Linked DNA regions of Homo sapiens: region 2 is linked to region 1. The links are chromatin loops, found by intact Hi-C in ENCODE. Cell type or tissue: ascending aorta. All regions are shown on one strand.

The links. A loop is a pair of places that touch in the nucleus more often than their neighbours do. Peaks named below come from ENCODE experiments on the same cell type or tissue, not always from the same donor. Only the 100,000 strongest peaks of a DNase experiment are listed, where the experiment ranks them.
Region 2: a loop joins it to region 1, with 2.3 times the contacts of the local background. A loop is called at or near these places in 3 of 110 quality-filtered maps.

Annotation. Positions count from the first base shown.
Region 1 is chr14:91,893,966-91,901,965 of GRCh38, reverse strand. FBLN5 (fibulin 5) reads left to right here. Exons shown (of 11, transcript NM_006329.4): 5 at 6,894-7,016. Among named protein-coding and RNA genes, the nearest start is that of TC2N, 30 kb to the right of the region's middle. RefSeq lists an enhancer at 4,342-4,855. In ascending aorta, no CTCF peak of the experiment used is centred here; DNase peaks (open chromatin) are centred at 665, 3,422, 4,385, 4,685 and 1 weaker place; H3K4me3 peaks cover 327 bases; H3K27ac peaks cover 8,000 bases.
Region 2 is chr14:91,978,330-91,986,329 of GRCh38, reverse strand. All of the region lies in intron 16 of TRIP11 (thyroid hormone receptor interactor 11), which reads left to right. Among named protein-coding and RNA genes, the nearest start is that of FBLN5, 35 kb to the right of the region's middle. In ascending aorta, no CTCF peak of the experiment used is centred here; no DNase peak of the experiment used is centred here; H3K4me3 peaks cover 614 bases; H3K27ac peaks cover 4,556 bases.

The sequences.
Region 1 (8,000 bases):
CTCCTCCAGCTCTCGCTTTAGGGATAGAGAAAGAGAATCCATGGAGAGGTTGGGACCTGGATTCCAGCTGGTTTCATTCAAGAGGGAAGGATATTTTGTTGTTTGGAAAATGGATCACATATTTGTTGCCTAATCAGAGGCGCAAAATGAACAAACTTTGTATTCCATGCTTAATCTCAAGTGCTGGGGAAAGTGCTGTAAACACAGAAAGATCTGGCTCCTAGAGATTGGCCAGGACCGTAAGACACATGGAGTGCAGATGCCCTAGGAATTCGACAGCGAGTTCTCCAACGCTGAGATCTTTAATTAAACAGGTGTTTGGGAAGTAGGTCCTGTGTAGCTTCCAGCCTTGGCTGGGCTCGTCTTGCTGAAAAATGGCACCGACCCAGCCCAGCAGCAGGCCTGAAACTGGCTTCACTTGGAGGTGTAGGAATGTGCCATTGTTGTTTTCTTCTTTCTTATCAAGCCCCATTAGCTTGAGCAAGGAAGGAACAAAAATGGGCTGGGAAAACATGTTATTTCACTGGGTAAAAATTTACTACCAAGGAAATGATTTTTGCCATATCCAAAAAAGGAAGAGTGGAGGCCTTGGAAAGGTGTGTCTTCCAAGGGCTCTTGGAAAGCTTCTCCCAGTGTCACCCAGTGAGAATGTTTCCCTTTGGCTGATGGCCGTTCTCACACAAGAACTGAGATATTCAGCCGACGTTAGGTACACAGGCTCACAAAGTCAGACCTTGCCTGTTCACAGTATTGGAGCAAAGAAGGCATGGGAAGAGGCAAGAATCAGATTGTGAAAAGGTTGATCATACATGGCCATTAGGCACACGTACCTTTATGCTTTTGGATGCCTACAATTATAGAATCATAGATGGGCCCAGAGATGCCTGGGTGCAGAGGTGGAGATGGAGACTCCATGAAGGAATGTACCCTGGCTTTCCTTACCTCTTGTCCAGATCTCCCGCCATATGCCTGGGGCTCAAGGGGGAGAAGTCCCTGGCTTTGGCTGTAGTTGAATCACAGAACTAACCATGCTTATAGCCCATGAAACCCCTGGGCTGTCATCCTGGTGTCTTTAGTGAATTCTAGAACAGCATCTGCAGGAGGCAGAGACCAACCTTCTTCTATCTTCCACAGCTGTCAGAAACAGCACCTCCCCGGGGAAGGGAGCTATGTGCCAGGCAGTCAGGCTGGCACCTGTGCTCCTGTTAATTCATGAACTCTCACATCTACCTACGAGGCAGGCTACATCAGCCCTGTTGCAGAACACCCAAGGATCCAGTAAATTGCCCTGCCTTATTTAGTTACCAAATGTGGGAGCCTGGATTCACACCCAGCTCTGTCTGCTCCCAAAGTTCTTATTCTTTAACCTGCTAGTCTTTTCTGGGGAGTTCTCAGCCCTTTGGTGTATTTTTCTTTTAAACTTTGGTGCTTGGAGAATGACCTAGAAAATGTTCTCCCTATGGGCATGGGGAACCATTAGTGTTTTGTTTTGTTTTGTACAGTTTTTAAAGGACATTTTATTTCTGTTAGAATTTGTGTTATGAAAACAAAGTATTTTCAACTTTCAGGAATAAATGCTGAACTGTAAATACATATATGTATATAATATGTGCATTCAAATATAACACATAGCTATCATACATATGCATGTTATTTATATTTGAACATATTTATGCATATTTAATGTGATATATTAAGTCTGTTATAACTGCCTATAGAGATTTTATTTAATAATCTGTGAGTTAATACTAAGATCATACTTGGAACCATTACTTTTATATGGGATAGAAAAGTGGGTTGTGTGATGTTTTCTGAGAACCAGCCCACTCCCAAGGGGAGGACATAAAATGGGCATAAATCAACAATGTAATACCCACGAAGCTGTCTGAGAACTCCATACAGTGAAGGAGAGGAGTGCCAATCACCACTGGCTTCCTCTGCAGAGTCCTGCTCCAAGGACTGGAACGGTCAGCAGATGTGTGGGCTGTGGCCCTTTCCTGTGCTGTCCGTGAGTCACAATGGAAGGTTCTGTTCATTTTGTTGTCCCCGAGATTGTTGGACAGTTGTATTTTGATGTGTTGAGGCCAGTTTCTTCATCTGGTGCCTTTGTAAGATCTTTTCTGTACTTGAAGGACATTCTTTTACTCCTTTAAAACACACCAGCCTGAGGGACATCCCTTTATTCCCCTTGTCTTTGCATATCTGCCCACGTAAAGCTTACTGTCTGGCTGGGGAATGTGAGACATAGCTAAGGGTATGAAATCCTAAAAGAGTTTCCCAAATATGTAGGCCACTGTCCTGGGGCCTGAAAGCCCTTTCTGTCTATGGCCTCCTTGGAAGGCATCGAGGAGGTGATATTGATGGGTTTTGATGACTTTCCTAAGTGAGCAGTTGTTTCAGATTGAGAAGGCCACTCTGTGGATGTCTCAAGGGAGAGGTGCCAGTGCAGGTGAGACTGCAAGGTCACCAGAGCTGTGCTGCTTGATGCAGATGACGACTTCTTCCTGGCAGGGGCAGTGCTGGGCTTTTCCAGGTTCTGGGAGAGCTGGTGAGCGCTTTCCTCCAGTTGCCAGGGTGCTGGTCATCTGGGCAGCAGATAGTCACTGCCTCACCTGTGGGGAGCCAAGCTATGGTTGCTGTGGCAGAATCCTCCAAGTGCCCAGGCACCCGACTGGTGTGACAGCAGCCAGGAGGGAGCAGGGAGATGAGAGAACTCCCAGTAAAGTCTGCTTCTGGGTACCATACAGCGGGAGGGAATATGCTTGATGCCAGCTCTTCCAAAGGTCATGGAGGCTGGGGAGGACACACACACACACACACACGAACACACAGCCGCTGTAGAGCATAAAGAATGAATGAATGGGGGCCGGGCACGGTGGCTTATGCCTGTAGTCCCAGCACTTTGGGAGGCCGATGCGGGCAGATCACGAGGTCAGGAGATAGAGACCATCCTGGCTAACATGGTGAAACCCCATCTCTACTAAAAATACAAAAAAATTAGCCGGGCGTGGTGGTGGGCACCTGTAGTCCCAGCTACTCGGGAGGCTGAGGCAGAAGAGTGGTGTGAACCCGGGAGGCAGAGCTTGCAGTGAGCTTAGATTGCGCCACTGCAGTCCAGCCTGGGCGACAGAGCGAGATTCCGTCGCAAAAAAAAAAAAAAAAAAAAAAAGAATGAATGAATGAATGAGTGAGCAAGTGAATGAATAAAGGATTGAATGCACCCAGCATTCTTTTCTCTTAGGGGACTCTTCCTGACTACTGCACAGGAAAAGAAAGCAGACCCTGTTTGCCCATGAGGATACTGACCCTTGCTCAGGTTGTCATAGCTTGTACTTTTCCACTGATGCGGAAAGGGAGGCCCTGCCAAAGAATGTCCTTGGAGTGATTCAATGTATTTTTCCTTCTGTGATTTAAGTCAAATGTATTTAATGTAAGAAGTTCCGCTGTGAGCTGGAATGTGTGATGAGTCTTTCAGCCTCCCCCCGAGAAAGCCCACCGTGTGAACACTTCCAGTTTTAGCTCCATCAGGTGTGTAAGCTGACAGTGGTTGGCGTGGTGGTGGCTGTTTTTAAAGTACACACACCCAAATGGGCTTGTCAGCTAGTTGGCTGGAAAAACCTTTCTGGGGGCTGCGAGGGATTGATGTTTGCCGTTCATGTGTTCATTCATTCAATAGTTCTTGAACATTACCAGGGACACAGCATTACACCAGGTGTGTTTTCAGGCTATAAAGGTGAGAGATTCCGCCCCCCCCGCCAAAAAAAACTTCAGGGACTTATTGACGTCTCAAAATATAGTTTCTATTGACAATTCATTAAACAAGTTAGTGAAAGTTAAAATTTTAATTTTAAAATCTGTATTTTAAACAAAACAAATACAAAAGTGTCGTATAACTGAGTTAATTCTTTTATTTTTTGAGATGGGGTCTTGCTGTGTTGCCTAGGCTAGAGGTCAGTGGTGCAGTCTTGGCTCACCATAGGCTCAACTTCCTGGGCTCAGGTGATCCTCCCACCTCAGCTTCCTGAGTAGCTGGGACTACAGGTATGCGCCACCACACCCGATTAATTTTTTGTATTTTTAGTAGAAACAGGGTTTTGCCATGTTGCCCAGGCTGGTCTCAAACTCCTGGACTCAAGCAATCTTACCCACCTTGGCCTCCCAACGTGCTGGGATTACAGGCATGAGCCACTGCGCCTGGCTGAGTTAATTCTTTAGTTCAGTAAAAGTGCTGGAGTTTTTAAAAGAGTGAACTTCAAGGATTTTGATCTTCGGCCTGAATACTTCGCACACATGCCCACGATGGGGCCCTTTGTGCCCTTCTGAGTCCAGCCTGGCCTGCTGGCATGCGTCTGGTTTCTCTCTGTAGGACTTGGCAGGCACAGTTGTGTGGGATGCAAATTACGCAAGCACAGAGGCTTGGGAACTTGCTGCCACCAAGCCTCTCCAGTGATTCTTCTCCTGTGTTGGTCACCCTCACCCTTCATTCCCCTCAAGGCAGGAAAAAGAACAGAAATTCCTAAGGCAGTGTTGTTCCCAGCACACAATTGCCATCCATCACTCCCTGCTGGGAAAATGTAAATACGCACCAGCCGATAGTGGCACTATTTATTGTCATAGACTTCACTGTGGATTTGAGCAGGAGCAGCTTCTGGCCAAGCATTATTCACCAGCTCCCCTGGGAGGCTGTGCTCGGTGGGCAGAGCTGCATGGAAGGGAGGCAAAGGGGAGGCTGGAGTCCTTGCAGCTGAGAACAGGGCTGGGTCTTTGCCACTGAGGCTGCACATGCTTAACATCAGGGTGGAGTGGAGGCTGCCGTCATCTTGGCACTAGGTTCTTGGAGGTCGTTCATGTTTAGAGGAGGGAAAGCCACTTCCATAGGATTCCCAGACAGCTGTCATTTTGGGGTAGGGTGGGGACTGATCAGCGTTGTTAGTGTTGGGCTGTTGCAGGTGGATGGTGGATTTGTAGCCATATCACCTGAAGCCGAGGGACCACTGCTCACCCAGTTGAACGTTTTACTGAAGCTCACAAAGCCCTATGCTACACAAGGCCCTTGCCCTCAAGGAGCTTGCACTTTTGGGTCTTAGACACCCCCATCCCCACCGTACGTATTCAAAGAAGCCAACTGAATGGATGATGATCAAGTCTGCAATCTGCAGTGTCAGGAGGCAGACAGCGTGGGAGTGGGGTCAGTAAAAAGCAACAAAAGCTCAGCCCTCCCTCAGCCCAGTCTGCCAGCTCCCCCCTGAATCTGCTTGGTCCTGGGTGGCATGACCTCTGTTAGACCTGCACGGAGTAGACTTAGAGTCAGGCAGGCAGGGAGGCCTGGACTCAGCTCTTGGCTTGGTGCTTACTAGCTCTTTCCACTCAGTTTTCCCATCTGTAAAATGGGGATTGTGAGCCCACCTCACAGGGTGATGTGAGAGTAAATACAAGTAACAAGGTAGGTGTCAGGCACATAACACAGGCTCAGTGAATTGCAGCTTTCAGTATTACTTCCGACTGCACCATGGTCCATTCGGTGAAGGTGGAGAAAAGGTGTAGATGAGCAAACCCTGATGCAGGAATGAAGAGGGGAGGGAAGGTGACCCACCAAGGTGCAGGTGAAGGCAGGGCTGACAAGGAGAAAAGGTTTTGGGGTCCTCTGGACCAGGCAGATCCAGGAGGCACCGTGGATCCTTGTGGAGTAAATTAATGTGTGAATATTTAATGAAAAGTCTCTTCCTTTAGGTCAAAGTGAGAGTGTGGCATCGGGAGGTCCATTTCAGGATCTTGGGCGCTCTCCCCTAAAGTGCAGTGCAGGGGAGAAAGGGGAGGAGGATGTTTCAGTTTCAACAAACAGTTTTGAGCACTGACTGTCCACACCAGATGGCTTGGGAATGACCATGAATATGGCTCGATATCTGTGCTCTGAAGCTCTAAGTTAAGAAGGGACCGAGGTGGATGCAAGTATCTTCATGCCACCAGACAGATGGCAGTGGGCTCTAGAGCAGCATAGAGAGACTTGCTGTGAGCAGAGGACAGACAGAGATTAGCCCCAGGAACTATGGAGTGGAGCGAAGACTGGAGAGCTTCAGACCGAAAGATTTTCACGGGTGAATACCATTAAGCAACTGGACTGCCAGCTTCTGTTGGCAGGGAACTTTTTTTTTTTTTTTTTTTTTTTTTGAGACAGGGTCTCACTCTGTCTCCCAGGTTGGAGTGAAGTCGTGCGATCTCGGCTCACTGCAGCCTCCACCTCCTGGGCTCAAACGATCCTCCCAGCTCAGTCTCCTGAGTAGCTGGGACTACAGGCGCATGCCACCAGGCCCGGCTAATTTTTAATTTTTAGTAGAGACGGGGTTTCACCATGTTGCCTGAGCTCGTCTTGAACTCCTGAGCTCAGATGATCCACCCATCTCAGCCTCCCAAAGTGCTGGGATTACAGGCGTGAGCCACCATGCCCAGCTGGGGACATTTCCTTTACTTCTGTTTTGTTCTCAGTGGTGTTTATCATAGTCCTGTGCACACAGTAGGTACGCAGCAGACCCCTGTTTAACATATGAATGAACAAGCCTAATACAAAATGGCTTTCTAAATCAAGTAATGGTTATTGTCAAGGTAATGCACCTTCAAAGAGCAATGGCATAGGATGGCAGAAGGATTCCTGAGGATAAGGGTTCCCTTCTTGGCCATTTCCCTTTGTGGATTTCTGGTGAGCAGACTAGCTCAGCCTTCAGTAGAGGTCAGTGTCTCCTAGAGGTGCCCATCGGGGAAGCACTGCCACCTCCTTGGGTGTAACCTAGTGACCTTATTAACTGCCTCCCAGCCAAGATGAGCCACTGGCACCCCTGGTGGCTCCAGGGCTCTAGATGGATGTGAGTGACATTCTTTGGACTATGTCTGTATTACAGATGTGGACGAGTGTGCAACAGATTCCCACCAGTGCAACCCCACCCAGATCTGCATCAATACTGAAGGCGGGTACACCTGCTCCTGCACCGACGGATATTGGCTTCTGGAAGGCCAGTGCTTAGGTAACAGCTCTCTGGGGGGGTCACAGGGACTCTTGGAAGTTAACGGTTGCCAGGGGCATTTTGAGGTATGGGCATAGCTGGCTGCCTGAGGGTAGTAAGCTTTTCTTTGCTAGGGAGGGCGGGAGGGGTGGAAGGCTATTGAACTCACATGTGTAACCACCCTTGAAAATCAATTGCCATCATCGCCATCTTGTCATCATTATAGTTTTTGAATGTATTTATTTATTTTTGAGACATAGTCTTACTGTCCCCCAGGCTGGAGTGCAATGGCGCAATTTCGGCTCACCGCAACCTCCGCCTCCTGGGTTTGAGTGATTCTCCTGCCTCAGCCTCCCGAGTAGCTAGGATCATAGGCATGTGCCACCACGCCCAGATAATTTTTGTATTTTTTGTACAAATGGGGCTTTTGCCATGTTGGCCAGGCTGGTCTTGAACTCCTGGGCTCAAGTCATCTGCCCGCCTCAAAAGTGCTGAGATTACAGGTGTGAGCCACCACGCACGGCCTTGAATGGTTTTTTTCGGTTTTTTTTTTTTTTTTTTTTTTTTTGATATGGTGTCTCCCTCTGTTGCCCAGGCTGGAGTGCAGTGGCACGATCTTGACTCATTGCAATCTCTACCTCCTGGGTTCAAGTGATTCTCCTGCCTCAGCCTCCTGAGTGAGTAGCTGGCGTTTCAGTCATGTGCCACCATGCCCAGCTAATATTTGTATTTTTTGTAGAAACAGGGTTTTGCCATGTTGGCCAGGCTGGTCTCGAACTCCTGGGCTAAAGTGATCTGCCTGCCTCAGCCTCCCAAAGTGCTGAGATTACAGGTGTGAGCCACCATGCCCAGCCTCAAATATATTTTTTAAGGGCTATGGTTTTGGATGTATTTTTTAAGTTTGATTTTACCTTGACTTTCTTCCTGTCTTCACGAAGTTTATATCCAGGCCAGGAAGTGACAGAGGTGAGGATGATTTTGCTTTAGTTAGAAATAATGCTAAGA
Region 2 (8,000 bases), 84 kb before region 1:
AAACACTTCTGGTTCCAAGCATTTTGGGTAAGGGATACTCAACCTGTATTTAGTACTTTTTCAGACACTCATTTAAGCCCCCACTAGTAGAATATTTTCAGATGTTCTTGATTATAGATGATAAAGCTTAGGTGGAAAATACTAATATTCATTGTAAACGTATACGAACTTTGGATTCATTTTGTGGAATCAATATTAGCTACAGAGAAAGCTCTGATTATGCTTGTATAACTGGTATTTGAAAGGGCAGGCAAGAGGCCAGTGTTGCACAAACAGGAAGGGGTGTAAAGAGACAGTTGGTTCTGTTATGTCTGTAAGTCATTCTTGCCATTTACAGCTCTTCTTAACAATCTGTTTTCTTATATTACCTAAGTGCTTTAATATCACTTTTATATCTCTAAATACAAATGCAATTTTATTTTCTCAAAGCTGCACTCTTGATTTGATAATGTAAACAAAACTTTGATTAGCTCACTTGTTTCAAAAGAATCGCTGTATATTTTCTCTCCTAGATCATTAAGTACTTTAAATGTTGATTGATGTTGTAATACTGTACTTTATTTTTAACACAAAACTTGGCCAGACAGCAAAAATATTTGCCAGGAGAAACAATTTTGAAAAAGACAGATTGCCTTTTGTTGGAAGAAAGTACATGGAGACTTGAATCGTAAAGGCAAAGTATTGGTTACTTCTAAGCATCTGTAGACTAATGATTAATTGATACACAGTTTCAGCATTTAAACAATATTAGGAAGCTCACTTTTAAAAGTATTTTATTCCAAATGGTTGATTATATCATTGCTACCAGAGATGAGATGATTCAGTCTGGTCAAACATATGAAAAAGAGAGCTGTTGCAAATAATGCCAATATTGAAACAGTAGACTGTTGATAATTTCAGTCATTTCTTAAGAGTATGTATGTGCATCTGTGCTTATGAATTAAGAGTATTTTTGGGCCTTGTGTGAAAAGTATGAAGACAGATGCTTATCAGGCACTAAATATTTAATGAGAACCAACTACTTGGCTTCCCATTAGGTGCTATATGAGATACTAGATAGTATCCCTTTTCCAAGGAGTTTAGCTAAGGAAATGACACATCGTGTAGATACCCCGTAGGTTAGTAATTGAAGACAGTGATGCACAACAGTGATCATAAGACAGGGCATATTTAGTTCCTCCAGAATCCCATTAAGGGTCAGGCAGCATTCCATGGAGAAAAGGAACTTGAGTAGAGACATAAACCAGCAGTAGGGAACTGTTTAAATATTTCTCCCTGTCTCCCTCCCCCTCTATCCCTCTTCCCGGGAAAGTAACGAAGAAAATAAATCCTACGATCCTAAGTACTATAGTTTAATAGACAGTGTTGGCTGTTAAAAGAATTACTGCTATCCTTCCTTTTAAAAAATTATTCTTTCAGCATTTTACCTGAAAGTGTTCTTCAATACAGTTCCAAAGACTTCACATGCCATCCCATATCCAAACTCAGTAGAGTGGCCTATGAAGCACATATGACAGTGGTTTTCATTAACTACTCTGAGCTGATCAGAGTTCAGAATTCCATGGAATTGCTATTGATGAGAAATTATACACCTGTGACTGAACCATTAAAATGCATTATCTTGCTATATTTATGGTCAAATTTGACATTTTCCTTTCCTTCTTGTTCTCTGCCATCATCCTTGACATAAATTCCTGCTAATTGAAAATGATTTGGCCGGACGTGGTGGCTCACACCTGTAATCCCAGCACTTTGAGAGGCCAAGGTGGGTGGATCACCTGAGGTCAGGAGTTTGAGACCAGCCTAGCCAACATGGTGATACCCCATCTCTACTAAAAATATAAAAATTAGCCAGGCATGGTGGCTCATGCCTGTAGTCCCAGCTTCTTGGGAGGCTGAGCCACAAGAATTGCCTGAACCTGGGAGGTGGAGGTTGCGGTGAGTTGAGATCACGCCACTGCACTCCAGCCTGGGCAACAGAGTGAAACTTGGTCCCAAAAAAAAAAAAAAAAGAAAAGAAAAAAAATGATTGGATAAATTGAAATAAAAAGCACAAGATATTGTTATTTTGATAACTATGATTCAGAAAGGTGGTGAATTTTATGGTGTGCAAAGAAAAGTGAGTTTTCATAAGCAATACAAATTTAGTTCTAACATCAGGAAGATCTTTTGGTCTGTCTGCTAGTTTATACCTGTATCTGAAAGGGCAGCATAACTGATTTTTTTTTTAAGAAGGTTGAATGACTACTTTTAAAAGTCTCCTAAGAGTTGAGAATGGAAAATTTCCTTGGACCATTTTTTAAAAGAAAATCTAGAAGAATGTATAAAATGAGTCCCAGTAAAACTTACTGTAATATGAAGCATAAAAACATGTTTTAAAGCTACAGATATAAAAGAAGCTTAAAATATTTTTCGTGGAACTACCTTTACGGTGCTGGATGGTAAAGTTTTTATTTTAAATAAAGACATTCCGTTTTCCAGGACATGATTTATACAAGAAAACATATAATGTCCTGTTGAACACAGGCCAAATACATTCCCAGACGCTTTGTTACCCAAACCTTTTGAGAGATTTCTTTATAGATGTTTTTGGCAGAAGTGGTGATTTTAGAGGAAACATATAAGAAGTACCAGATGCAGTTTTCTGAGTTGCCATAAATGGTTAAAAAATTATTTTGATGATATAAACATCTGGGTATACTAGACAATGCCAAAATATGAGTTAAGAAAAAAGTGTATGTCAATTAGGTAAATAATTAAACCTTTTTCAACTGAACTGTATTTTAGAAATTGCAGTTTAAAAAAATTCCTCTAAGTTTAAAGGGAAAAGTAAATGATATAGCAATAAGAATGTTTTGAGTTAATGTGTTTTGTGTCCTTGCCCTTATTTCTTTATGTATGGATGAGTTCATAATTCAGAACATAAATTGTTCTTTTTGTCCAGTGTTCTGTTCTTTGCAGATATTCTCTTTTCCCAGAGAAAATCAATCATTATTTGACTTACTTCTCAAATATTCATTGTTTATTTGCTGTGTGCTAAGCACTGCAGTAGAACTAAAGATATAAATAAAGACAGGAGACAAGGGTCCTGCCTTCAGGAGGTTTACAGTCAGGCAGGAAGGGAAGATGACATGCATCAAATACATGAAACAAATGGTTTAGAAAGGAAAGAGCTATCCTTTGTACTTGGTGTTGGTAGCATGGAAGGGTAGACAAGGTTAGTGAAGGGCTCACTTGAAATTACTTGAATGGTGAATAGGTATAGCTAAGAAGGCAGAAAGTTGGGGAAAAGTGTTCTAGACAGAGGGAGGAATTCCTGTGAAACTGTGTGTCATAATCTGGAAACTGGCTGAAGATACAGTTGACTAGTAATGACCAAGGGTGGTGGGTATGTGTGCACATGCATGTGTTGGAGTGGAGTGCTGAAAAGGTGGAGGTAGAAGTGGGTTGCCGTGTGGAAATAAGAATCTCTTAGTATGGATCACAAACACAAATTGTAAACTGAGGCTATGATGATAATATAAAAGAGCACATGAAACTAGGTAAAGACTGATCATTTGAAGTGTTTCTTATGGAGGCAGCAGATTCTCAGCTCCGCCCAGCTGCTGCCATGCAGGAATGTGGGCCCAGTGTTGCCATGTCTTCAGATCTTTGAAGAGACCCTGGATATCTGCAATTTTTTCATGAAATATCTCATTAAAAAATTAATTTCAACTTGTGGATTCAAGGGTACCTGTACAGGGTTACTTGTATAGGTTTATTACTGCTTGACACTGAGGTTTGGGGTACAAATGATCTTGTCACTCAGGTAGTGAGCATAGTACCCATTAGGTTGTTTTTCAGCCCTTCTCCCCCTCTCCCTTTTCCCCCTCTGGTATCTCCAGTGTCTGCTGTTCCCATCTTTATGTCCGTATGTACCCAATGTGTGGCTCCCGCCTGAAAGTAAGAAAGTTTGTAACACTTTTAAAATTAAATATATATTCTGTCTCACATGCCAGAGGAGTAACAAGTATATAACCACTCATAATATTTACTCTTTTTAAAAAATTAGTTCTGTTTCAATATGGAGAAATATAGTTCAGATTATCTGAATTCATAATAAAGGGTTAAAGGAAGAGAATGGTGAGGAAAAATAAATTTGATTTGGTTATATTAAAAATATTTATATAAAATCAAGTGTACATAGTAACTCTGGTGAATAATCCAAATTTGGTCTACAAATAATCCAGTAGACCTCAACCAATCACAGATTCTGATCTAGTGGAATTCAGATTAATGAAGTTATACTGTATTAATATAATTCTTTTCCTGTGAGTTCATTGCTAAGAAGTAGAAGTTTATTTTTATTTTTAAGAGGCAGGATCTTATTTTTTTTTTTTTGTGGAGACGGTTTGTCTATGTTGCTCAGGCTGGTCTTGAACTCCTGGCATCAAATGATCCTTCTGCCTTGGCTTCCCAAAGTGCTAGGATTACAAGAGGCATGAGCAACTGGGCCTGGCCTAGAATTTTAAAAGATACTTTTCACTCAGCAGTGAACAATTATGATTATGGGACAACAAAACATTTACCATATACTCTAGACCTTCAAATTCTGTGTTGGATACAGTTGAAAATAATTGAGTTAAAAGACAAAGCAGGGCTGGGCACGGTGGCCCATGCCTGTAATCCCAGCACTTTGGGAGGCTGAGGCAGATGGATCACTTGAGGTCAGGAGTTGGAGACCAGCTTGGCCAACATGGTGAAAGCCTGTCTCTACTAAAAATACAAAAAAATTGGCCAGGTGTGGTGGCACATGCCTGTGATCCCAGCTACTCAGCAGGCTGAGGTGCAAGAAACGCTTGAACCTTGGGAGGCAGAGGTTGCAGTGAGCAGAGGGTGTGCCACTGCACTACAGCCTGGGTGACAGAGCGAGACTCTGTCTAAAAAAACAACAACAAAAAAGACAAAACAGATGCTTGTAAAGCTTAACCTCAAATTGCAAATAGTATAATATCTTTTAAAAATATATTATTTGGGCCGGGTGCGGTGGTTCACACTCGTAATCCCAGCACTTTGGGAGGCTGAGGTGGGTGGATCACTTGAGGTCAGGAGTTCAAGACCAGCCTGGCCAACATGGAGAAACCCCGTCTCTACTAAAAATACAAAAATTAGCCAGGCGTGGTGGCAGGCGCTTGTTATCCCAGCTACTCGCGAGACCGAGGCAGGAGAATTGCTTGAACCTGGGAGGTGGAGGTTGCAGTGAGCTGGGGCGCCACTGTACTCCAGTCTGGGTGACAGAGTAAGACTCTGTCTCAAAAAAAAAAAAAAAAAAAAAAAATATATATATATATATATATATAATATACATATAAAATTTGATGTTAAAAGTGATCTTGTATAACTTGAAATTCTGTAATAAAAAAGATCTAATTTCTAGCTTTTGCTTTGATTATATTTAATTAAATGAAGAGGTTAAATTTCCTTATTAGGTTTAATATTGTATCAGATTTAAATTTAGTTTTAAGGTATCCAGATGCAGATAAGACACCAGATGCAATTTATTTATTGACATATATATATGTATGTGAAATCATCTTTCTAACATTTTTTTCTTCCTTCTGTTGACTCCTTGGCCTCAAAGATGACAAACATGCAAAATGGAGGGGGGAAAACCTCACAAAATATTAACATTAAACAGAGTAATATATGTGATACTGATTCAGGCTAGATTGAAATATGAACTTTTTAGTTATTTTAAGAAATTGGATGATAAGTACTAATGCTTTATGTAGCACTTTACTATTTAGAAAAGTCACATTTGATCATTCAGTTGATTCTATCAAATTCTTTGAGATAAGCATGTTCATTTTACAAAATAGGCAACAAAGTCTGGCCCTGGTGATAGGACCATGATTCATATCCACTTCTGACTCTCAAGTTCTGTGTTCCTTTTTTTTCTCAGTCAGGTGACTGTTCAGTAAATCTGACTTGGATCTTGCCTACAGGAGCTTACTCATGAAATATCCAAATGACTTTGTAAGCAGTATGATTCATTTTAAGATGTAGTATGATTCATTTTAAGATGTTCTCTGAAGGCAGCATTGTAGTGTACTGTCATTAATTACAAATGAAATGTAAAATTATGATGTGCCAATTTGTTGCAATCAATTACATTTTATGTTCAATTTTTATTTTAAACCAAATGTTGAAGACCATGGCACCATGTCTAGGTGTTCCAGAGAAGAGACTCTGATATGGCAAGTTTTACTATGTCACAGATGTAGAGTAACTCTTTCTCCAAACTAGACTAAATCTCAGTTGCTTTATTGCTGAACTTTTAAAGTTCCCCCCTCCACCTTTTTTTTTTTTTAACTTCCAAAAAATTATTTTGGCATGTGAGATTATTTCACAGAAATATTTTATTTGGCTTAAAACTCATTTCTGAATAACCATATTTTCCCTGCCCATATAAATACAGTTCTGATTTCAAATTGTGGTTTGAATTAGGGTTCAGTTTTTGTAGAGAAATATTCAGAATCTCTGATGGGAGGAAAATAAGGGTGCTTGAAGAAAAAGAGGCATCTGTAGGGACCTTTGTAGTAGGTGTTTGACTTTCTTTTCCTTTCCAAACCCCTCATAGTTAATACCATCCTTCTAGCACCGTCCCTTAAATTCTGAGTTTTTCCCCCTAGACTCAAATATCAGAGTACATTCTAACTACTGCTTGAGTTTGCAACAGCCCTTTGCATTCCACATCACATTAGCTCAGGGACAAACTGTATGTTCTGATAGTGAGTTTAGGAAATTTTAACCCTGTCATTTTCGCCTTAAGGATGTTTTGACTCTACCTTTCTGAATACAGAGACTTTAATAAAAACCATACCAATCTTAGTAAGTTTTCATCAAGAAAGTATTTTTGATTTGGACTTCTACGCAGTTTGATTTCTTGATCAGTTTTTCATAGAGCAAAGTTAAAATTTTCTACTTTATTTTACTAAAATTTTTATCAGGCTCAGCTCTGCTTTGTGAATTTTACTCTGAAGATGTCTGTCATTTCACTTTCTCTCTCTCTCTCTCTTTTTTTTTTTTTTTTGGAGACAGGGTCTCGCTCTGTTGTCCAGGCCGGAGTGCAGTGGCACAATCTGAGGTCACTGCAATATCTGCCTCCTGGGCTCAGGCGATCCTCCCGCCTCAGCCTCCTAAGTAGCTGGAATTACAGGTTCATGCCGCCACACCCGACTAATTTTTGTATTTCTTGTAGAGACAGGGTTCTGCTATGTTGCCCAGGCTGGTCTCAAACTCCTGAGCTCAAGCAATATGCTTACCTCGGCCTCGCAAAGCACTGGGATTACAAGCGTGAGCCACTGCGCCCAGCCTCTCTTTTTAAAATAAGAGATAGTATAGAGTAGTGTTATATCCTGGTTATGTTCTAAAAGCAGTACTGTCCAGTAGGAATATACTGTGAGCCACGTGCAATTTTAAATTTTTTAGTGGCCATGTTAAAACAGTAAAAAGCTATAGGTGAAATTGTTTGATAATATGTTTTATATAGGGACAGGCACAGTGGCTCACACTTGTAATCCCAACATTTTGGAAGGCTATGGCAGGAGAATTACTTGAACGCAGGAGTTTGAGATCAGCCCAGGCAATATCGTGAGACCCCATCTCTACAAAAAATTAGAAATTAGCTGGTTGTGGTGGTGCACACTGGTAATCTCAACTATTTCCTGAGGCTGAGGCAGGAGGATGGCTTGACCCCAGGAGTTTGAGGCTGCAGTGAGCTGTGATCATGCCACAGCCTGGGCAACAGAGCAAGACCCTGTCTCAAATATATATACACACATATATATTTTATATATAACCCAGTATAACCAAATTATTATATAGACATGTAATCAATATACAAATTACTAATTTTAGAGGAAAGTAGGTAGGAGAAGGGAAGTCTCAGGGAAAGGGAAGGTGGGGGTTGGAGGTAGGTTAGCTAAGCTTGACCTCTGTTTTTCTGCTATCTTTCTGTA